2 separate regions of the Homo sapiens genome follow, and region 2 is linked to region 1. A link is an interaction called in ENCODE POLR2A ChIA-PET data of the cell type or tissue named here. Cell type or tissue: A673. All regions are shown on one strand. Links, peaks and the distances in the headings refer to the core of each region. The heading gives the core; the rest is flanking DNA.

Region 1 (8,482 bases), core at 483-8,482:
TTTGAAAGTTTTACAAAGGTACTCAGTGGGCCGGGTGCAGTGGCTCACGCCTGTAATCCCAGCACTTTGGGAGGCCGAGGCGGGTGGATCACAGCGTCAGGAGATCGAGACCATCCTGGCTAACACGGTGAAACCCCGTCTCTACTAAAAATACAAAAAATTAGCCGCCCGTGGTGGCGGGCGCCTGTACTCCCAGCTACTCAGGAGGCTGAGGCAGGAGGATGATTTGAACCCGGGAGGCGGAGGTTGCAATGAGCTGAGATCGCTCCACTGCACTCCAGCCTGGGCGAAAGTGCGAGACGCCGTCTCAAAAAAAAAAAAAAAAAAGATATTCAGTGAAAAGTCTCCTTTCCTTTTTGTTCTCCAGCCACTCTACTCTCTCAAAGACAGGCACTGTTAAGTGTCTTGTGTCTTTCCAGAGAGGCAGTTTTTTTTATTTGCTTGTTTGTTTAGTAGTCTTTCTACTAAAGGGATTTAAGATGTAACCTACAGCATATTGGTGAAAGAAAATACAACTGAAACTGAAATTGTATGACAATTGACAATAAACAAATTATAACTAATGTTGGAATGAAAATACCAGAATTTAGATTTACAATTAAGTGTTATCTTATTCAGAGATTCAGCGTAGTTATTTGAAGTTTTTCTTTTCTTTGAGACGAAGTCTCACTCTGTCGCCCAGGCTTGAGTGCAGTGGTGCCATCTTGGCTCACTGCAACTTCCACCTCCTGGGTTCAAGCGATTCTCCTGCCTCAGCCTCCCTAGTAGCTGGGACTACAGGTGCCCGCCACCATACCCAGCTAATTTTTGTATTTTTAGTAGAGACGGGGTTCTCCATGTTGGCCAGGCTGGTCTCAGACTCCTGACCTCAAGTGATCTGCTCTCCTTGGCCTCCCAAAGTGCTGGGATTATAGGCCTCAGCCACGGTGCCCAGCCTGAAGTTGTTCTTTCAATGAGTACCTTTTTAGGTGTGGCAGAAAACATTTTTTGGAACTTCTTTTAGAATCCACTTTGGAGCCTGTGATATTCTTCTTCTTTTTTATTTTGAGACAGAGTCTCATTCTGTTGTCCAAGTTGGAGTGCAGTGGCACCATCTCTGCTCACTATAACCTCCACCTCATGGGTTCAAGCGATTCTCCTGCCTTAGGCTCCCAAGTAGCTGGGATACAAGTGCGCAACACCATGCCCGGATGATTTTTGTATTTTTAATACAGACAGGGTTTCACCATGTTGGCCAGGCTGATCTCTAACTCCTGACCTCAGGTGATCCACTTGCCTTGGCCTCCCAAAGTGCTGAGATTACAGGGGTGAGCCACCGTCTCTGGCCATCCATCTTCATTTTTTTGAGAGCAGATTTGATTTTAGGGAATAACAGTTCATTTGAATCCAAATAATTTAGGGAATTTGGACTCAAGTCTGATAAGAAAGATAAGGCAATCAGGTTGGTGATACTACTGTTTTAGGTCAGATAGGAGTTATAACTATAAAGTAACAACACATAATTTTTTGTGTGACTTCTTGAACTGGACCTGAAGTCTACTTCCAAAAAAATCTCCGAATTTTATTTTATTTATTTATTTATTTTGTAGAGATAGGGTCTTACTGTGTTGCCCAGGTTGGTCTCAAACTCCTGGCCTCAAGCAGTTCCCCCACCTTGGCCTCCCGAAGTGCTGGGATTATAGGGATGAGCCACCACACCCAGCCCCTGAATTTTATTTTCAAGAATGAAAATAAATGAATAGAATATTTCAATGAATAAAATTCATTCATTGAAATATTTGTCAGTTTCCGAATTTTATTGCTCTAAAGTGTGGTATACTTTGTAACATTTACAAATTATTTTAAGCCTATATTATTTTAATTTATACTAAGTATAGTAAAAAAACAAGTAGAAGCCTGTGTGATAACCAACTATGAATCAAAATAGAGTTTTACAAATATGCCTTTCCGTTAAAGGGTAAAGGGAACTAGACTAGGTCTTGCAGTTTTAAGGAACTTTATGCATTGTCTGTGAGGGGAAATGAAGCAAAATTGTTTAAGAATACATTGTTGCAAAGCATTGATTTTGGGGTTTTGGGACAGAAGGGGAGAATCTTTGTGGTGAGTTTAAGGAAATACAAACAGGAACTTAAGTGCCTTTCCTCTGGGGTAGGGTTCTTCCAGGCCCTTGCTGTTGATTAGAGGAGGTGGGACACTGGTAACCATGAAATAGGAGGTGACAGTTGAGAATTACTCTTAGATCTTATTCAACTGTTTATTCAACAGTGTTTATTGAATACCTACCATGGGCCAGATAGCTAGGTTCTGGAAATAGAGTGCTAAACAAGACAGAAACAAGACAATCCATTCTCTCCTGGAACTTACAGCCTAGTGGGTTTAATAACTACATTTTGTGGATTGCTTGCTATGTTCTAGCATTGTGCTGTGCACTTTATCATCAGCATAAAAAGTATATAACAAAACCTTTGGTAAAAGGATAGCAAAACTTGCTAAGAAATCAAATACAACTTCCTAAGTGCTTTGTGGAACAAGATTATTCTAGTATAAAAGAAATAAGTGAAGCTAACTTTTTTTAACTATTAATGGCCATTCACCATTTTAAATCTATTTTTTTTTTTTTTTAGAATGAGCCAGGGCACAAAGAAATAAAAGTGCATGATTATTAAGTATACAAGGGTGACTTTCTTGACTCCTGACCAGTGAGAAGGGTGTGCCCTTTACTTTTCTAGTAGTGATAGTAGGTCCATGCTGAGCTTTCCATTCTTTTCTTTGTAACCAAAAGTAAGGTAGTTGCCTGTATGTTACCAGTGCCAGTCAATAAGAAGTCTTTAAACATAATTAACGGCAAGCATTTGTATTATTGATGTATAAAGATTGTTTTAAGAAAGAGTTCATTCGAAGCTGGCTATAAAGTCATTTTATTATCAAATCCCATTTTTCCACTTTTTTTTTTTTTTGAGACGGAGTCTTGCTGTGTTGCCCAGGCTGGGGCGCAGTGGTGCAATCTCGGCTCACGGCAGCCTCTGCCTCCCGAGTTCAAGCAATTCTCCTGCCTCAGCCTCCTGAATAGCTGAGATTACAAGTGCGTGCCACCATGCCTGGCTGATTTTTGTATTTTTAGTAGAGACGGGGTTTTACCATGTTGGTCAGGCCAGTCTCGAACTCCTGACCTTGTGATCTGCCCACCTTGGCCTCCCAAAGTGCTGGGATTACAGGAATGAGCCACCACACCCAGCCTCCACTGGTTCTTCTTTAAAATAAGCTTATCCTGGATCTCCAGGTTTTCAGTTCTGCCAGTTTGATTTCTTGATACTGAGGAGTACTCTGCTTTTGATTTCTTTCTAGCCCAGTCTCAGAGATGATGTGTTGACTTTGCCTTTCATGGGCAAGAGTGCAGATATTGCTGAGCCCCTGGGGCCTAGAATTCAAAGATGGAAGAATTCACTGGGGTAGATCACCCTCACTTTAGAATTAACTGACATTTTTAGGGATTTTTGCAGTTTATAAAGTGTTTTCATTCAAAGCATTATCAATCAGTTCTCACTAGCTCCATGGAGGCTCATATTTATTAACTCCATTTTATAGATGGGGAGCTGGACTCATTCATTAAAGGAATGGCATACTTGTCAATGCTACTTTTAGTAGTCTCCTTTCTGATAGATGTGGGCTGCTGAGGTTGCGCGGTGGCACCTTCTCTTATGCAGTTAACCTCCTCTTGTGAAAAAGGGGTTGCTGAGTCACTCGGAATAGAGCTTGAGTGTAGGAAAGCAGTTCCACCAGTGTCATTGCCCAGTTTATGTGAGGGGTAATGACTTAACCCATTTAACCCATTAGAGTCATGTCTCTTCCTCAGAACTGATAAATCAAAAATGCACTCATTGCCCAGATTAAAATTTTTTCTGAAGGAATTATTAGGCAGTGCAAATAGTTAATTCCTGAATTTATGAATCCTATTGGATTGAAATTCTTCAGTGTACATTTATGTAAAGTTGGGACTGTCTGTACATGTTTGTGTTACATAAGTATAGGATATAAATAGAAATAACTGCCTCTCCAGCCCTTTGAAAATACATTAGATTTTTGCTTTTTGCAGTAAAATTTGGGGTAAAACTGATTTGTTCTTATCTAAGAGGTATAATTACTGCAGTGCTCAGAAAAGCCTCATTATAAAGTGGGCTCCCCTGACTTGGAACTTAGGGATGTCTTCTCATGGCTGCTATGGAAGTCATGCAGCTGTTTCGTCAGGAAAATAACCAAAAACTTCTTTAAACTTGGAAATGTTTTTGTAAAAGAAACTTTCAGTATTCAGAGTAGTTTGTCTTTCACAGTGCTTCCATAAATTAAGCACAGGCACAACTCGTTTTATTATGCTTCACAGATAATTGCTTTTTTTTTGCAAATTGAAGGTTAGTGACAACCCTGTGGTAAGCGAGTCTTTTGGCACCATTTTTCCAAAAGCATGTGCTCACTTCATGTCTCTGTGTCACATTTTGGTAATTCTCGCAATATTTCTTTCTTTCTTTTTTTTTTTTTTTTTTTGAGACGGAGTTCTGCTCTGTCGCCCAGACTGGAGTGCCATGGTGCGATCTCGGCTCACTGCAACCTCCGCCTTCCGGTTTCAAGTGATTCTCCTGCCTCAGCCTCCCAAGTAGCTGGGACTACAGGCATGTGCCACCACACCTGGCTAATTTTTGTATTTTTAGTAGAGATGGGGTTTCACCATGTTGGTCAGGCTGGTCTCGAACTCCTGACCTTGTGATCTGCCTGCCTTGGCCTCCCAAAGTGCTGGGATTACAGGTGTGAGCCACCATGCCCGGCAGTTCTGCTGGGATTACAGGTGTGAGCCACTGTGCCCGGCAGTTCTCGCAATATTTCAAACTTTCTCATTATTATTAAATATTATGGGGATCTGAGATCACTGATCTTTGATGTTGCTGTTGTAATTGTTTTGAGGTGTCTGGAACCATGCCCATAGGCAGACTTAATTGATAAACATTGTGTGTGTTCTGACTGCTCTGCCAACCAGCTGTTCCCTCTCTCCATCTCCTAAGGCGTCCTTATTCCCTGAGACACAATAATACTGAAATTAGGCCAATTAATAACACTACAGTGGTTTCTGAATGTTCAAGTGAAAGGAATGTTTGCATGTCTCTTACTTTAAATCAAAAGCTAGAAATGATTAAGCATAGTGAGGAAGGCATGTCGAAAACTGAGATAAGCTGAAAGCTAGGCTTCTTGTACCAAACAGCCAATTTGTGAATGCAAATGAAAAGTTTTTGAAGGAAATTAAAAATTATATTCCAGTAAACAAATGAATGATTAGAAAGCAACACAGCCTTGTTGCTGAGCTGGAGAAAGTTTTAGTGGTCTGGATAAAAGATCAGACCAACCACAACATGCCCTTAAGTCAAAGCCTAATCTAGAGCAAAGCCCTAACTCTCTTTAATTGTATGAAGTTTGAGACAGGTGAGAAAGCTGCAAAAGATAAGTTTGAAGCTAGCAGAGGGTGGTTCATAGGTTTAAGGAAAGAACCTGTCTCCATAGCATAACTTATAGTGCAAGGTGGCTGGGGGCGGTGGCTAACACCTGTAATTTCAGCACTTTGGGAGGCTGAGGCAGGCAGATCATCTGAGGTCAGGAGTTTGAGACCAGCCTGGCCAACATGGCGAAACTCTGCCTCTAGAAAAAATACAAAAATTTGTTTTTTATATTTTTTGGTGTTGTGGTGTACACCTATAGTCCCAGCTGCTTGGGAGGCTGAGGCAGGAGAATTGCTTGAACCTGGGAAGTGGAGGTTGCAGTGAGCCACTGCAACCAAGTGGCAACCGAGATCGTGCCACTGCACTCCAGCCTGGGCGATAGAGCAAGAGTACATCTCAAAAAAAAAAAAAAAAAATCAATAGATGAGAAATTGCTTCTCAGGAATGAATAAATAAAGTAGTTTCTTGAGGTGGAATCTGCTGTTGGGGAAGATGCTTATGAACATTGTTGAAATGACAACAAAGGGTTTAGAATATTACATAAACTTAGTTGATAAAGCAGCAGCAAGGTTTGAGAGGATTGACTCCCATTTTGAAAGTAGTTCTACTGTGGGTAAAATGCTATCAAACACCATTGCAGGCTACAGAGAAATCTATCACGAAAGGAAGAATAAATCAATGCAGCAATTCACCGTTGTCTTATTTTTAGAAATTGCCATAGTCATTCCAGTCTTCAGCAGTTATCACCCTGAGTAGTCAGCAGCCATCACCCTGAGTAGGCAGCAGCCATCAACACTGAGACAAGACCCTCCACCAGCAAGAAGATAATAACTTGCTGAAGGCTCAGGTGACCCTTAGCATTTTTTAGCAAAAAAATATTTATTTATTTATTTATTTTTTCTAGATGGAGTCTCGCTCTGTTGCCCAGCCTGGAGTGCAGTGGCACGATCTTGGCTCACTGCACCCTCCACCTCCCAGGTTCAAGCAATTCTCCCACCTTAGCCTCCCGAGTAGCTGGGATTACAGGTGTGCACCACCATGCCCAGCCAATTTTTGTATTTTTAATAGAGATGGGGTTTCACCATGTTGGCTAGGCTGGTCTCAAACTCTTGACCTCAAGCGATCCTCCTGCCTCGGCCTCCCAAAGTGCTGAGAGTAATAGGTATGAGCCACTGTGCCCGGCTAATAAAATATTTTTAAATTAAGGTATGTGCATATATATATTTTTTTGACATACTGCTAGTGCATACTTAATAGACTACAGTATCATGTAAATATAACTTTTATATGCACTGGGAAACCAAAAAATTTATGTCACTCATTTTTTTGTGATATTCACTGTGTTGTGGTTGTCTGGAACTGAACTCATGATATCTTTGAGGTACACCTGTATGTATGTGTTAAGGATTTACAAAATTAACCAGCTTTCCCGTGCAGTGTTCAAGTCTTTTAATAATTTATTATAGGGAAGAAGAAGTGGTGGTTTGTAAATTCTGTACTTGACAAATGGATACTGGGTTTTGGGCATGCTTGGCTCCAAGGCTGAATGTTGGGGGAAAGAAGTATAGGAGAGTGAGGAGTCTAGGATTTCTAAGTTTTGGCCTTGGGCAAATGGATATATTTTAGTGCCATTTTCTGAACTTTGTGTTACAAAGTTACAAAAGAGTGTTACAGGGTACAAGATTGTAGAGAGAAAGGGGAAGGAGCATAGGTTCATGGTAATCTCCTTGAGGACAGGACTCATTATACCTTGAGTGCCTACCATGTATGGTTTGCCGTAAGTGCTGGAGATGAAATGTGAACAAAAGAGACAAAAATTTCTGCCTTAAGAAGCTATATTCTGGCCAGGTGCAGTGAGTGGCTCACACCTGTAATTCCTGCACTTTGGGAGGCCAAGGTAGGTTTCCTTGAGCCCAGTAGTTAGAAACCAGCATCCTGGGAAAAATGGGGAGGCTCCTCTACTAAAAAATAAAAATAAAAAATTAGGGATGCTTGGTGGCACACTCCTGTAGTTCCAACTACTTGGGAGGCTGAGGTGGAGGGATTGCTTGAGCCTAAGAGGATTGCTTGAGCCTGGGAAGTTGAGGCTGTAGTGAGCTGTGATCCTGCCACTGTACTCCAGCTTGGGTGACAGAGTGATACCCTGTCTCCAAAAAGAAAAAAAAAAGGAAGCTATATTCTAATGGGGATGGCAGTGGAAGTAGATAATAAACAAAATATATAGTGTGTCAGATAAGTGCTGTGGAGAAAATGCAAGAAGGGAAGGAGAGTGAGTGCTAGGATGGCTGTTGCACTTTTAAGAAAGGTGAATACGGTAAGCATCATTGATAAAGTAACAATTGAGCAAAAACCTGAAGAAGGTGATATAGGACACTGGTTGGACATGGGTGAGGATGTGATAACATTCTAGGCTGAGGATTAGCAAGTGTGCAAAAGCCCTGAGGTAAGGGCCCTGTGCTCCAGGAAATAGCTAAGAGACCAGTACAGCTAGAGCTAAATGAACCAGGGGCCAAATATAGGGAGAAAAGTGGGGTGAGGAGAGGGTTGCAGATATGCAGGGATCATGTAGGGTCTTATTTGCCTTTGTACAGACTGTGACTTTTCCTTTAAGTGAGAGGGGAAGCCTTGGAGGGTTATGACCAGAGGAAGGACATGACCTAAATCTTGTTTTAACAGATTACTGTGCTCTAGGGTCCCAAGTTTTTCGTTTCGGTTCCTTACCCATTCTACCCTAAACCACTACTGTGAATAGGATAGAACGGTGGAGTTAGATGAATTGGTGCAAGCCCTGACCCATGCTCACAACTCTCATTCCAGCAGTCCCAGAGTGCCAGAGCCAGTATTTTTGTTGGGCCCTAGAAATTTAGGGTATTCCAGTCCAGCTCTTTAAATAACATGGGCTGACTTTACTTTTTCAGGTTTTTGTTGCCAAAAGGAAGGAGCAGAGATTAGCTCTTGAGTTTAGCTGAAAAAGGAAGATTAGTCTGCTGGCAGATTGAGTG
Region 2 (15,880 bases), core at 1-8,000, 220 kb before region 1:
CGCCATCTCGGCTCACTGTAGCTCCGCCTCCCAGGTTCACACCATTCTCCTGCCTCAGCCTCCCGAGTAGCTGGGACTACAGGCGCCCACCATCATGCCCGGCTAATTTTTGTATTTTTAGGAGAGACGGGGTTTCACCGTGTTAGCCAGGATGGTCTCGATCTCCTGACTTTGTAATCCGTCCACCTCGACCTCCCAAAGTCCTGGGATTACAGGCGTGAGCCACCGCACCCGGCCTCCAGGGGATTCTTAAATTTAGGGACGTGTAGCAACTGGACTATGCTGTACTGGGTAAGAGTGAGGAGGAAACCTGTTTGCTTGAATGGAAGGCTTTTGAAGGAAGCAGCCAGGGACAGTCTGGAAAGCCTTCCTGTATACATTAAATCTAAGATACCTGAGTTGTAGGACACACTGTTATTCTATGTACCATAAAAACAAAATATACTGATAATCTGGCCATGGCCTGACACTTTCTTTTTCCTTTTCCTTTTTTTTTTTTTTTTTTTTTGAGACGGAGTTTCGCTCTTGTTGCTCAGGCTGGAGTGCAATGGTGTGATCTCAGCTCACCGCAACCTCTGCCTGCAGGGTTCAAGCTACTCTCCTGCCTCAGCCTCCCCAGTAGCTGGGATCACAGGCATGTACCACCACTCCCTGCTAATTTTGTATTTTTAGTAGAGAACAGGGTTTCTCCATGTTGGTCAGGCTGGTCTCAAACTCCCAACCTCAGGTGATCTGCCCGCCTCGACCTCCCAAAGTGCTGGGATTACAGGTGTGAGCCACCACCCCCAGGCTAGACACTTTCTTATTGAGCTTATTTCACAGATGTTGTAAGTACGAAGAAATGTACATCTCAGCAGTGATGAGTTCTTTGGGCTGGGACTAGATACCGGAGGGCTTTGAAGCCAGGGTAGGTGGTGCCTGGTTGAGTCCAAGGTGAGGAGAATGGCTGAAGGCCTGGGAGGACCACCTGGTGTGGTGGCAGAGCCGGCCTGGGCTTAGGAGCTCAGCTCTGCCTCCGCCCCAACTACTGGGTCTCGGGGGCCAGTTGCTTTAACTCTCAGAGCCTCAGTTTTCTCACCTGTGTTCTGCAAGAAGGATGGTAGAGGCTGCCTCTCATGCCTCCTGAGGCTGTTAACAGAAGGAGAAGGGAGGTGACAACATAACAGCAGTGCAAGGTGTGGGAGGTAGCGGGCTAGGCACACTCGGCCTGATGCCATGTGCACCCCTCCTTCCCCCTCAGCCACAGGCCTAATGATTGGCTGCCTGGTCTACCCTGATGGTTGGGACTCAAGTGAGGTGCGGCGCATGTGTGGGGAGCAGACGGGCAAGTACACGCTGGGCCACTGCACCATCCGCTGGGCCTTCATGCTGGCCATCCTCAGCATTGGCGACGCCCTCATCCTCTCCTTCCTGGCCTTCGTGTTGGGCTACCGGCAGGACAAGCTCCTCCCTGACGACTACAAGGCAGATGGAACCGGTAATCACCCAACTCCACAATGGTGTCCCCTGCCTGGAGACCCTGGGATGTGGGTGGGGGTTCATCTTAGCCAGTCCTCTAAGGCTTGGTCCCTGGCCAAGGGATGGGGACACCAAGACTAATCAGACACACCCCTTGTCCTCCCTGAAATCAAAGGCCAGTGGAGGGTTGCAAGCTAGCAGGTGATAAGGCGATCTGTGATAAAGGAATGTCCCCCTCACCCCTCTACACTCTCAGAGGCTATAGGGGAGAGAGCTGCAATCCAGCCTTGGGGGCTAAGTGTGGTCTCCCCTAGAAGGAGGCACTGAGGCGGGGTCTCGAAGTAATATTCCTGGAAGTTTGTTGGTGGAGATGGGGAACAACAGCAGATGAGTTGCTGGGGAGGGAGTGCGACCTTGAGAACAGGCCAATGAGGGTGCAGAAGTGACAGCTCCTGCAGTGCAGCTGGTGGGAGCCCGAGATCCCTGGAGGAACAGCAGCCTTGGGATTCTCGTAATGTTCGTCCTGTTTCAATTCCCTCCCATCCAAATCCTACCTGTCAGTCATAAAAGTCAGCTGTAGCTGATCCTTGAGGCCCAAGCACATCCTCCAGGAAGCCCTCCCTGATTGCTTCCCATTACTCCCTTCTTCCTAGGGTGCCTTTTGCTTCTGTTTCTCATTGGGCTCTTCCCCTGCCTGTCTTGGGCTAATTTTTCAGAGCATAAATTTCTTCCCCAAGTCAAGGGCAAGGCCTGTCTTGCACCCCTGTGAATCCCCAAATGCCTGATCTCAGCAGGTGGCCATCACTGGGGACCTGTTACACCTCAGAAACCTCTCCAGTCTCTTTTCCCCATAGCTGTCTTCACATTAGCCCTTGGATTAGAAGCAGCAGCCAAACTCCTCTGTGCACTATAACCAAGGACTCTTCCCACATGAGGAACTTGAAGCCCAAAAGGGAAAGTCACTCAGAAGTTCCCAGAAAGGCAGTGGCAAAGAAGCCCAGAACTCAGGTCCTCTCTGGCCAAGCCCGGGGCCCACTGCTCCATAAGGAAGTGATAGGAAACATTTCATCCTTCTTTGGGGGTGAGAGAAGGATAACCACCTGTTATGTGGTTAAAGATGAAAACAGGCCGGGCACGGTGGCTCATGCCTATAATCCCAGAACTTTGGGAGGCCGAGGTGGGTGGATCATGAGGTCAAGAGATCAAGACCATCCTGGCCAACATGGTGAAACCCCATCTCTACTAAAAATACAAAAAATTAGCCGGGTGCGGTGGCGGGCGCCTGTAGTCCCAGCTACTGGGGAGGCTGAGGCAGGAGAATGGCGTGAACCCGGGAAGCGGAGCTTGCAGTGAGCCGAGATTGCGCCACTGCAGTCCGCAGTCCGGCCTGGGTGACAGAGCGAGACTCCGTCTCAAAAAAAAAAAAAAAAAAAATAGCTGGGTGCGGTGGCTCGCAGCTGTAGTCCCAGCTACTCGGGAGGCTGAGACAGGAGAATCTCTTGGACCCAGGAGGCAGAGGTTGAAGTGAGCTGAGATCGCGCCACTGCACTCCAGCCTGGACGACAGAGCGAGACTCCGTCTCAAAAAAAAAAAAAAAAGAAAAAAAAAGAAAAAGAAAACAAATTACTAGAAAGAGCTGGGCCAAGGAGAGAAAAGATTTCTTCTCATCACAGTAGGGTAGATTCCTATAGTTCCTGGGTCAGGGAAAGGCCTAGATCCCGGATCCCTTGAGGATTCTATAAAGGGAAGAAAAAATGAACTAGTAGGGCTGGGTGCAGAGGCTTATGCCTGTAACCCCAGCGCTCTGGGAGGCCAAGGCAGGCAGATCACTTGAGGTCAGGAGTTTGAGACCAGCCTGGCCAACATGGCACAACCCCATCTCTACTAAAAATACAAAAATTAGCTAGGCTTGGTGGTGTGCCCCTGTAATCCCAGCTACTTGGGAGGCTGAGGCAGGAGAATGGCATAAACCCAGGGGGCAGAGCTTGCAGTGAGCTGAGATTGTACCACTGCACTCCAGCCTGGGCAACAGAGCAAGACTCCATCTAAAAAAAAAAAAAAAAAAAAGGAAATAAACCCAAACATTTATGGCCAATTTATTTTCAGCAAGGATGCCAAGACTATTTAATAGGGGAAAGAATAGTCTTTCCAACAAATAGTGCTAGAACAATCAGATCTCTGTATGTGAAAGAATGAAATTGAACCCCTACCTCACACCATATACAAAAATTAACTCAAAGACCTAAACACAAATATAAAACTATAAAAATCTTAAAAGAGGCCAGATGCGGTGGCTTATGCCTGTAATCCCAGCACTTTGGGAGGCCGAGGTGGGTGGATCATGAGGACAGATCGAGACCATCCTGGCTAACATAGTGAAACCCTGTCTCTACTAAAAACACAAAAAATTAGCTGGGTGTGGTGGTGGGCACCTGTAGTTCCAGCTACTCAGGAGGCTGAGGCATGAGAATGGTGTGAACCTGGGAGGCAGAGCTTGCAGTGAGCCAAGACTGTGCCCCTGCACTCTAGCCTGGGCAACAGAGCGAGACTCAATCTAAAAAAAAAAATCTTAAAAGAAAAAAATAGATAAATCAGCTTTCATTAAAATTTAAATTTTTTTTTGTTTCAAAAGACACCATCAAGAAAGTAAAAGGACAGCCCACAGAATGGAAGAAAATATTTGCAAATTATAATTGGATAAGATCTAGAATCCAGAATATATTAAGAACTCCTATAACTCAACAATGAAAAGACAGACTACCCAATGCTTAAAATGGGCAAGGGATTTGAATAGAGATTTCTCCAAAGAAGATATACAAATGGCCAATTAGCACACCAAAAGATGCTCAACATCATTAGTCATTGTAAAAATGCCAATCAAATCCACATTGAGATACAATTTCACACCCACTAAGATGATTATAATAAAAAAGGTGAATAATAACAAGTGTTGGTGAGCAAGTGGAGAAATTGGAACCCTCATTCACTACTAATGCAAATCTTTTGCAACTGCTGCAGAAAGCAGCCTGGCAGTTCCTCAAATGGTTAATCATAGAGTTACTATATGACCCAGTAATTCCACTATTGGGTGTACACACAAGAAAATTAAAAACAAATGTTCACACAAAAACTTATACACAAATGTTCATGGCAGCATAATAGCCAAAAAATGGAATACAATTCAGTGGTTTTTAGTATATTCCATCTCCTGATGAACAGATAAACAAAATGTGTATATCCATGCAATGAAATATTATCCAGCCATAAAAAGGAATGAAGTAGTAAGCATTGCTACCATGTGGATGAACCTTGAAAACATGTTAAATGAAAGGAACCAGACACAAAAGACTGGTTTCCATTTGTATATCTGTGATTCAATTTCTATAAAATATTCAAAATAGACAAATCCATAGAAACAGAAAGCAGATTAGGAGGTGGCTAGGAAGGAGGGGAAACAAGAGTGATTGCTAATGGGCACAGGGTTTCTTTTTGGGGTGATGAAAATGTTTTAGAATTAGTGATGATAGTTGCACAATCTAGTGAATATACTAAAAGCCATATATATATATATATATATATATATATGTATTTTTTTTTTTTTTTTTTTTTTTTTGAGACAGATTCTGGCTCTGTCACCCAGGCTGGAGTGCAGTGGCATGATCTCAGCTCACTGCAACCTTCACCTCCTGGGCTCAAGTGATCCTCCCATATTAGCCTCCCAAATAGCTAGGACTACAGGCCCATACCACCACACTTGGCTTTTTAAAAAAATTTTTTTTGTAGAGACGGGGTTCCACCATGTTGACCAGGCTGGTCTCAGAATCCTGGTGTGCACCTCAGCCTCCCAAAGTGTTGGGATTATAGGTGTGAGCCACTGCATCCAGCTTGTTAGTGAATTATATTAATTAAAAAAAAAAGGAAGTGCTGAGGATCTCATAGCATATATAAAGCACTAACAATGCCTGCACATTGCAAGTGATTAATAAATTAGTTCTCCCTTTTTTTTTTTGATGCCACAGTAGCAGATCTGATAGTTCTTTCTCCTTTCTGTCTTTCCAGCATATTCACTATTTTTTTTCCTTTGAGACAAAGTCTTGCCCCGTCATCACCCGGGCTGGAGTGCAGTGGCGTGATCTGGGGTCACTGCAACCTCCGCCTCTCATTTTCAAGCGATTCTCCTGCCTCAGCCTCCCAAACAGTTGGGATTACAGGCATGTGCCACCACACCTGGCTAATTTTTTGTATTTTTAGTAGAGACAGGGTTTCACCTTGTTGGCCAGACTGGTCTCGAACTCCTGGCCTCAAGTGATCCACCTTCCTCAGCCTCCCAAAGTGCTGGGATTATGGGTGTGAGCCACTGCATCGGGCCATATTCATTTTTTATATCACCCATCTGCCCAACCAATAACAGCTAATGTGCTTCAGCTGCCTAACAATGCCTTTAGGCACTGGAAGTACAGTGGTTAAGGGAAATCTAAGTTGGAGCTTATGGTCTGGTAAGGGAGACAATCATGCGATACAGTTACAAGCTGATAAATGATATGAACAAAAAAGTGCAAGCTTTCTTGAGAGTAAGAGGAATCTGATGTAGTTTGGAGATGGAGTAGTGTGCAGGAAATTATCCTAAAAACGAGACTTGGTAGTAACGTATACTGTTCTCTCCTTCATTACAGAGGAGGTGTGAAGCAGCTGAAGGGTCGGTGAGTAATTCTATGGGAGGGTGGTCTGCGTGCCCTTAGAAAGGCTGGGGCTCTCTGCTTCCTTACTGAATCCTCAGGCATCAGGACACCAGGGGCTGGGCTGTAAGGCTGTGATGCTGCTTGGGGAGAGAGGACCAACACCCCACTGGGGCAGGAGCTATTTGGCCTCTGAGACCCTCACTGGGGAGCAAACAGGAAGCCTTTAGTTTTACCTGTGTCTTTTTTTTTTTTGAGATGGAATTTCGCTCTTGTTGCCCAAGCTGGAGTGCAATGGTGCGATCTCGGCTCACTGCAACCTCCACCTCCTGGGTTCAAGCCATTCTCCTGCCTCAGCCTCCCGAGTAGCTGGGATTACAGGTGCGTGCCACCATGCCTGGCTAATTTTTTGTATTTTTAGTAGAAGCGGGGTTTCACCGTGTTAGCCAGGATGGTCTCCATCTCCTGACCTCAGGTGATCTGCCTGCCCCTGCCTCCCAAAGTGCTGGGATTACAGGTGTGAGCCCACGCGCCTGGCCTTACTTGTGTCTTGAAAGGCGGAAAAAGATCAGGGAAAGAAGAAATAATTTCAAACACAAATTCATGTTTTATGGAGCCTGGCACACAAGAACAGACTGTTTTTAGAAGTCATTATTGTAATTTGGACCCTTATTTTCAGAAAGAATTTTTAAGTGATTTGTAAGAAACATACTAGAAAACCTAATAAAATAGAAAATAAAAGTCATAGACAGAAAAACAAATATTCAAAAAAGCTATACTAATAGTATTACTGTCTTGAGTATTAAATTTAGCTCTGATTCCTCATAGCCGAGGCAAAAAGAAAAACAGTAAGTTAACCAGTTTTAATGTCTGGTTTAAAAAGAAGCGCAACATATTCATTTATCTTTTAAGTTTCCAAACATTTGTTAAATGTGATTTAACAAGAACATTCAGGAATGCATTTAAAAAAGAAAAAGAGGACCGGGCGCGGTGACTCACGCCTGTAATCCCAGCACTTTGGGAGGCTGAGGTGGGCGGATCACGAGGTCAGGAGATCGAGACCATCCTGGCTAACATGGTGAAACCCCGTCTCTACTAAAAATACAAAAAATTAGCCAGGTGTGGTGGTGGGCACCTGTAGTCCCAGCTACTTGGGAGGCTGAGGCAGGAGAATGGTGTGAACCCAGGAGGCGGAGCTTGCAGTGAGCTGAGATCGTGCCACTGCACTCCAGCTTGGGCGACAAAGCGAGACTCCATCTCAAAATAAATAAATAAATAAATAAAATAGAATAAAATAAAATTAAAAAAATAAAAAAGAAAAAGAAACCCTCACAACAGTGTTGCCTCCCTAACAGCTGCCTGGAGGACCTACAGCCGACCAGGCGCTTTCTGTGGGAAGGAGGGTTTAGCTCCATTTAAGCTGTTTTTATTTTTGCAAAGTGCCTTCCAATCCTTGACCACATATACTTTAAAAATAATCATACATAAAATTGTCACCTCCACCTCCTGCACTTATTAGAGCATGATTCTCAAACTTCAGCGTGCATACAGTCATCTGGGGATCTTGTTAAAATGCAGATTCTGCTGGGTGCAGTGGCTCATGCCTGTAATCCCAGCACTTTGGGAGACTGAGGCAGGCAGATCACCTGAGGTCAGGAGTTAGAGACCAGCCTGGCCAACATTGGGAAACCCCATCTCTACCAAAAATACAAAAATTAGCTGGGTGTGGTGGCATGCACCTGTAATCCCAGCTACTCAGGAGGCTGAGGCAGGAGAATCGCTTGAACCCAGGAGGCGGCGGTTGCCATGAACTGAGATCCCATCACTGGACTCCAGCCTGGGAGAGAGAGCAAGACTGAGTCTCAAAAAAAAAAAAAAAAATGCAGATTCTGATTCAGTTGGTGGGGTGGGTCTGGGGCCGTAGACCCTGCATTTCTAATGAGTTTTTGGGTGACAGGCTGCTCAAACAGGAATCACATTTTGCATAAAAAAGCATTAGAGCATAATCTTTGTGTGTGTGTGTGTGTGTGTGTGTGTGTGTGTGTGTGTGTGTGTTCTTGACACGGAGTTTCAGTCTTGTTGCCCAGGCTGGAGTGCAATGACATGATCTTGGCTCATGGCAACCTCCGCCTCCTGGGTTCAAGCCATTCTCCTGCCACAGCCTCCCAAGTAGCTGGGATTATAGGCATGCGCCACCACACCCGGCTAATTTTGTATTTTTAGTAGAGACGGGGTTTCTCCATGTTGGTCATGCTGGTCTCGAACTCCCGACCTCAGGTGATCCTCCCGCCTCAGCCTCCAGAAGTGCTGGGATTACAGGCATGAGCCACCGTGCTCGGCTCCCTTTTTTATGTTTTTGCAATATTTTTAATTTAGGTTTTTCAAAGCCAGAAACTCCACAGCACTGGTGTACCACAATTTTTTTTTTTTTTTTTTTTTTTTTTTTTTTTTTGAGACAGGGTCTTGCTCTGTTGCCTAGCCTGGAGTGCAGTGGCACAATCACAGCTCATTGAAGCCTCAACTTCCTGATGCTCAAGTCATCCTTCCACCTTAGCTTCCTGAATAGCTGGGACTACAGGCACATACCTCCTGCCCAGCTATAATAATTTTGTTTTTTTTGTTTGTTTGTTGAAGAAACGATGTTTTGTCATGTTGTCCAGGATGTTCTCGAACTCCTGGGTTCAAGTCATCCTCCTGCCTTAGCCTCCCAAAGTGTTGAGATTACAGGCATGAGCCACTGCGCCTGCCTGGTGTACCATTTTTTAAACCAGACCTTGGTTATTAGACATTTAGGGTTGCTATCATAGATAACAAAACTTTTTGCTTCTGTTGATAATATCCCAAGTGGCATTACTGAATCAAAGGGCAACCACACCTCTCTGTTTGCCTTTTTTTTCCTCACACTACATTTTAAAAGACCTAAGTTTTTACTTGAATGACAATCAGTACTATCTTACACATGAATGAGGAAATTTGCATGTCTAGGTAGAACTGAAGTCAAAATTTGAGCATACATAGGGAAGTGTTTATTATTTATTTTTGATACATAGTTTTTTTGTTTTGTTTTGTTTTTTGTAATTTATTTTGAGATAGCATCTCGCTCTGTCGTCCAGGCTGGAGTGCAATGGTCTGATCTCGGCTCACTGCAACCTCTGCCTCCCAGGTTCAAGTGATCCTCCTGCCTCAGCCTCCCAAGTAGCTAGGACTACAGGCACGTGCCACCACGCCTGGCTAATTTTTTGTATTTTTAGGAGGGACAGGATGGTGTTGATCTCCTGATCTCGTGATCCGCCCGCCTTGGCCTCCCAAAGTGTTGGGATTACAGGTGTGAGCCCAATTTTGGTATTTTTAGTAGAGACAGGGTTTCACCATGTTGGCCAGGCTGGCCTCGAACTCCTGACCTCAAGTGATCCACCCGGCTTGGCCTCCCAAAGTGCTGGGATTACAGGCGTGAACCACTGCACCCAGCCTATATTGGTTTTTAAAATGTCAGATTTTAAACTCTTGGAATCTTTTGTTCTTTTGTTTTTCTTATACCACAGGTCATCTATTTCCCAGACACAGGAAAACTAGGGAATCAAATTCTTCAGAGATAAGAACTTGTTCTTCCAAGTTTCCTTGTTCCTGGCTACTATAGGCCTGAAGCCTGAAGCCTTTTATTATAACACTAAAACTGGACAGTCTCCTGAGACAAGACCTCCTACTGTACTCTTTCTGGGGAAGCAGAACTGCAGTGACCCACTTCAAAGATATTCAGAGGCTGAGCGGTGCAGGGAGTGCTCAGTTGCTGGGGATGGGATCCAAGTCCATTTCTTAGTTCCACACAGCAGCAAATCGCTTCACCTTCTTGAAGCCTCTCCTCTGTAAAGCGAGAGGGCTAAATGGGTCCATCTCTAGGGGCCTTCCCTCCCAGGTCTGTGTCTGATAGCATACACACACACATATATATACACACACACACACACACACACACACACACACACACATACATACACACACACATATATATACACACACACACACACACACACACACACACTCTCTCTCTCTCTCAAACACACACAAATGCCCAACCAGCTCTAAGAGGGCACTGAAGAGGTGGCTGGACATGTGCTGGGTCATTTTTAGGGTGAGGTGTAGGGGGTCTTTTGCTTCTCCCTTCTCATATTTTGTTTTCTTATTGCTGCTCAGAGGGGGGTAAGGAATGGAGGGGCCATCAGAACTTGAATCCTTTAACATCCACCAGGAAGTTTTATGAAGAGTGGGTGATAGGATCTAAAATCTCTGCAGACTTTTTTCCTCCCGGGAGCCAAATATCACATTTCCTTATGGTGCCCACACTGACTCAACCAGAACTGGCTACCAGCTTCAGAAATGTGTTACTTATGTTCAAGTAATTTGTTATAGGAATAGATGACATTTTTTTTTTTCAAAAACTTTGGATTTGGCATATAGTCATCTATAGGGGGATTGGTTCCAGGATCCCCTGCAGATGCCAAAATACATGGATGCCCAAGTCCTCAGCTAAAAATAGCGTAGTATTTGCATATAACCTATGCACATCCTCCTGTATACTTTAAATCATCTCTAGATTACTTATAATACCTAATACAATGTAAATGCTATGTAAATACTCGTACTGTGTGGCTTTTAATTTGTATTTGTTGTTGTATTGTTATTTATTTTTGAGACAGAGTCTCGCTTTCTTGCCGAGGCTGGAGTGCAAAGGTGCCATCTCAGCTCACTGCAACCTCTGCCTCCCAAGTTCAAGAGATTCTCCTGTCTCAGCCTCCTGAATAGCTGGGATTACAGGCATGTGCCACCATGCCTGGCTAATTTATTTATTTGTTTATTTATTTATTTTTGAGACGGAGTCTCATCCTGTTGCCCAGGCTGGAGTGCAGTGGCATGATCTCAGCTCACTGCAACCTCCGCCTCCCGGGTTCAAGCAATTCTCCTGCCTCAGCCTCCCGAGTAGCTGGGATTACAGGTGCCCGCCACCACGCCTGGCTAATTTTTGTATTTTTAGTAGATATGGGGTTTCACCATGTTGGCCAGGCTGGTCTGGAACTGATCTGCTTGTGTCGGCTTCCCAAAGTGCTGGGATTACAGGTGTGAGCCACCGTGCCCGGCCTGTATTGTTATTCTTTACTGGCTTTTCTTCCTGAATATTTTACATCTGTGGTTGATTGAATCTGCTTAGTGGAACCCACAGATACGGAGGACCAGCTACTAAATGGTGAACCTTCAGTTGGCCTCCAAAGGGGAATTCAATTTAGGTAATAGTTCATTGTAGCAAAAGCCAAGACCAAAATCGATTCTTTAGGCTGTCCCCTCCCTGGGGGGTGGTGCATAAAAACAGGATTTTGTTGATTGTCTGCAGTGAACAATTCTGAGGAAAAGGTGTTTTTTCTGGTCCTTGTCCAGTTAGTTAGTAAAGAAACTACCTGGGTGTGCTGTTCTCTCATAGGGGAAGTGTGGGTAAAGAGCTGAACAGATGAATCTTGTTGCTTGATCAACCGATCAGTGATACAGGAACAGTTTTCCTATCTTTGGCTGTCAGCTGTGTGTTTGGCCAATGCACTGTGACAACCTGCTCAGTCACTAGGAATGAGTATCCCAGTGTTGTCACAGTTAAATTGGTGGTGGGAACTTCCATAATGGGATTTGATCTTGTCACTTGGTCCATGGCAGCTAGTTTATGAGAATGATCACATTTGTGTGTATATATATATATTTATATTTATATATATTTTTTGAGACGAAATCTTGCTCTTGTTGCCCAGGCTGGAGTGCAATGGCGCGATCTTGGCTCGCTGCAACCTCTGCCTCCCAGGTTTAAACGATTCTCCTGTCTCAGCCTCCCGAGTAGCTGGGATTATAGGCGTGTGCCACCACATCCGGCTAATTTTGTATTTTTTTTTTTTTTTTTTTTTTTGAGACAGAGTGTCGCTCTGTCACCTAGGCTGGAGTGCAGTGGTGCGATCTTGGCTCACCGCAAGCTCCGCCTCCCGGGTTCATGCCATTCTCCTGCCTCAGCCTCCCAAGTAGCTGGGACTACAGGCGCCCGCCACCACACCTGGCTAATTTTTTGTATTTTTAGTAGAGATGGGGTTTCACTGTGTTAGCCAGGATGGTCTTGATCTCCTGACCTCGTGATCCGCCCACCTCAGCCTCCCAAAGTTCTGGGATTACAGGCGTGAGCCAACACGCCCAGGCTGTATATATGTTTTGAGTGCAGTGGCGTGAAAACGGCTCACTGAAGCCTCGGCTTCCTCAGCTCAAGCAATCCTCCTGCCTTTAGCTTCCCAAGTAGCCAGGACCACAGGTGTGTACCACCACATCCGCCTAATCTTTAATTTTTGTAGACACAGGGTATCATCATGTTGCCCAGCCTGGACATTCATATTTTCTTTTGTTGATAAAATTAATTCACAGTCGGCCAGGCACGGTGGCTCACGCCTGTAATCCCAGCACTTTGGGAAGCCAAGGTGGGCAGATCACCTGAGGTTGGGAGTTTGTGACCAGCCTGACCAACATGGTGAAACCCCGTTTCTACTAAAAATAAAAAATTAGCCGGGCGTGGTGGCACATGCCTGTATTCCCAGCTACTCGGGAGGCTGAGGCAGGGGAATGGCTTGAACCTGGGAGGCGGAAGTTGCAGTGAGCCGAGATCGTGCCATTGCTCTCCAGCCTGGGCAGCAAGAGTGAAACTCCGTGTCAAAAAAAAAAATTAATTAATTAATTAATTAATTAATTCAGTCAGTATCTACTTTATGCAAGCTTGATGAATGACAAAATTTGACAAATTCTGTAGCTTAGTGACTTTTCTATCATTTATCTCATAATTTACTTTTTGAAGAGGTACAAAAAAAATTTCCAGAAGTCTATCCTTGGCCAGGCGTAGTGGCTCACGCCTGTAATCCCAGCACTTTGGGAGGCTGAGGTGGGAGGATCACTTGAGGCCAGGAGTTCAAGACTAGCATGGGCAACATGGCAAAAACCCATCTCTATAAAAATTACAAAAATTAGCTGGGTATGGTGGCGCATGCCTGTAATCCCGGCTACTTGGGAGGCTGAGGTGGGAGGATCACTTGAGCCTGGGAGGTTGAAGCTGCAGTGAGCCATGATTGCACCACTGCACTCCAGCCTGGGCAACAAAGCAAGACTCTGTCTCAAAAAAAAAAAAGTCTATTCTCAAAATATTTCACTGAAATGGCAACTTTAGTGGTCTGCAGAAGCTGCTAGGGGCTTAAGGTGCATCTGCCTATAACCCACACCTTGCTCAGCTACTCGGGAGGCAGAGGCAGGACAATTGCTTGAATCTGGGAGGCAGAGGTTGCAGTGAGCCGAGATTGTGCCACTGCACTCCAGCCTGGGTGACAGAGCGAGACTCCGTCTCAAAAATAAATAAATAAATAAATAAATAAATAAAACAAAAAAACAAACAAAAATCAGTAATGTCAGCACTCCTTTTATGAAGTCAACCTTATTCTTTTCTCACTCTGGCTTGCCTCTCTCTGCTTTGGGCTGTTCTGTAGAGTCAGTTATGGTGCTCGAGCTTCACTGACAGCCCTGAGTAGATATGGTCAAAATAGGAAGGGCCAGTCATTTATAGGTGAAATGTGAACCTGAAGAATATCCTCAGTGCTCATGACCTGACAATCCTGTTACCTACTGCTGCTTAACAAATTACTCCAGAATGCAGTGGCTTAAAACAACATACATATCTCAGTTTCTGTGGATTAGGAATCCTGACAAGGTTTAGCTAAGTGTTTTTGCCTCAAGGTTTCTCACAAGCTGCAATTGTGTTGGATCCACTTCCAAGCTCAGTGGTGGTTTGCAGGATTGTTTTTCACAGTTTGTTGGGATGGAGGGTCTCAGTTCTTTTTTTTTTTTTTTTCTTTTTTTTTAATTATTATTATACTTTAAGTTTTAGGGTACATGTGCACATTGTGCAGGTTAGTTACATATGTATACATGTGCCATGCTGGTGTGCTGCACCCACTAACGTGTCATCTAGCATTAGGTATATCTCCCAATGCTATCCCTCCCCCCTCCCCCCACCCCACCACAGTCCCCAGAGTGTGATATTCCCCTTCCTGTGTCCATGTGATCTCATTGTTCAATTCCCACCTATGAGTGAGAATATGCGGTGTTTGGTTTTTTGTTCTTGCGATAGTTTACTGAGAATGATGGTTTCCAATTTCATCCATGTCCCTACAAAGGACATGAACTCATCATTTTTTATGGCTGCATAGTATTCCATGGTGTATATGTGCCACATTTTCTTAATCCAGTCTATCATTGTTGGACATTTGGGTTGGTTCCAAGTCTTTGCTATTGTGAATAATGCCGCAATAAACATACGTGTGCATGTGTCTTTATAGCAGCATGATTTATAGTCATTTGGGTATATACCCAGTAATGGGATGGCTGGGTCAAATGGTATTTCTAGTTCTAGATCCCTGAGGAATCGCCACACTGACTTCCACAATGGTTGAACTAGTTTACAGTCCCACCAACAGTGTAAAAGTGTTCCTATTTCTCCACATCCTCTCCAGCACCTGTTGTTTCCTGACTTTTTAATGATTGCCATTCTAACTGGTGTGAGATGATATCTCATAGTGGTTTTGATTTGCATTTCTCTGATGGCCAGTGATGATGAGCATTTTTTCATGTGTTTTTTGGCTGCAGAAATGTCTTCTTTTGAGAGGTGTCTGTTCATGTCCTTCGCCCACTTTTTGATGGGGTTGTTTGTTTTTTTCTTGTAAATTTGTTTGAGTTCATTGTAGATTCTGGATATTAGCCCTTTGTCAGATGAGTAGGTTGTGAAAATTTTCTCCCATGTTGTAGGTTGCCTGTTCACTCTGATGGTAGTTTCTTTTGCTGTGCAGAAGCTCTTTAGTTTAATTAGATCCCATTTGTCAATTTTGGCTTTTGTTGCCATTGCTTTTGGTGTTTTGGACATGAAGTCCTTGCCCACGCCTATGTCCTGAATGGTAATGCCTAGGTTTTCTTCTAGGGTTTTTATGGTTTTAGGTCTAACGTTTAAATCTTTAATCCATCTTGAATTGATTTTTGTATAAGGTGTAAGGAAGGGATCCAGTTTCAGCTTTCTACATATGGCTAGCCAGTTTTCCCAGCACCATTTATTAAATAGGGAATCCTTTCCCCATTGCTTGTTTTTCTCAGGTTTGTCAAAGATCAGATAGTTGTAGATATGCGGCATTATTTCTGAGGGCTCTGTTCTGTTCCATTGATCTATATCTCTGTTTTGGTACCAGTACCATGCTGTTTTGGTTACTGTAGCCTTGTAGTATAGTTTGAAGTCAGGTAGTGTGATGCCTCCAGCTTTGTTCTTTTGGCTTACGATTGACTTGGCGATGCGGGCTCTTTTTTGGTTCCATATGAACTTTAAAGTAGTTTTTTCCAATTCTGTGAAGAAAGTCATTGGTAGCTTGATGGGGATGGCATTGAATCTGTAAATTACCTTGGGCAGTGGGTCTCAGTTCTTTGCTGGCTGTTAGCCTCTCCTTAGGGTTACTCATATGGCAGCTTGTTTCCCAAAATAAGGGTTTGAAAGGAGAGCAAGGCAGTGTGCATGGGCAGAGAAGCCAGACCATTTGTAACTGTCTCAGAAGTGATATCCCATTGCTTCTGCCCTATTCTAACAGAAGAAAGTTCAGCCCACACTGAAGGCAAATGGATTATATGAATACCAACAGGTGGGAATCACAGGAGCC

What was found. Peaks named below come from ENCODE experiments on the same cell type or tissue, not always from the same donor. Only the 100,000 strongest peaks of a DNase experiment are listed, where the experiment ranks them.
Region 2: POLR2A ChIA-PET joins it to region 1 with 5 read pairs; 2 of 35 experiments call an interaction of 5 or more read pairs at or near these places.

The regions. Positions count from the first base shown.
Region 1 is chr6:36,030,378-36,038,859 of GRCh38, forward strand. All of the region lies in intron 1 of MAPK14 (mitogen-activated protein kinase 14), which reads left to right. Among named protein-coding and RNA genes, the nearest start is that of MAPK14, 6.8 kb to the left of the region's middle. RefSeq lists a silencer at 8,244-8,293. In A673, for the core only: no CTCF peak of the experiment used is centred there; no DNase peak of the experiment used is centred there; H3K27ac peaks cover 2,256 bases.
Region 2 is chr6:35,813,306-35,829,185 of GRCh38, forward strand. LHFPL5 (LHFPL tetraspan subfamily member 5) reads left to right here. Exons shown (of 4, transcript NM_182548.4): 2 at 1,241-1,477; 3 at 6,132-6,158; 4 at 9,677-10,765. The coding sequence ends at 6,142. Among named protein-coding and RNA genes, the nearest start is that of LHFPL5, 16 kb to the left of the region's middle. In A673, for the core only: no CTCF peak of the experiment used is centred there; no DNase peak of the experiment used is centred there.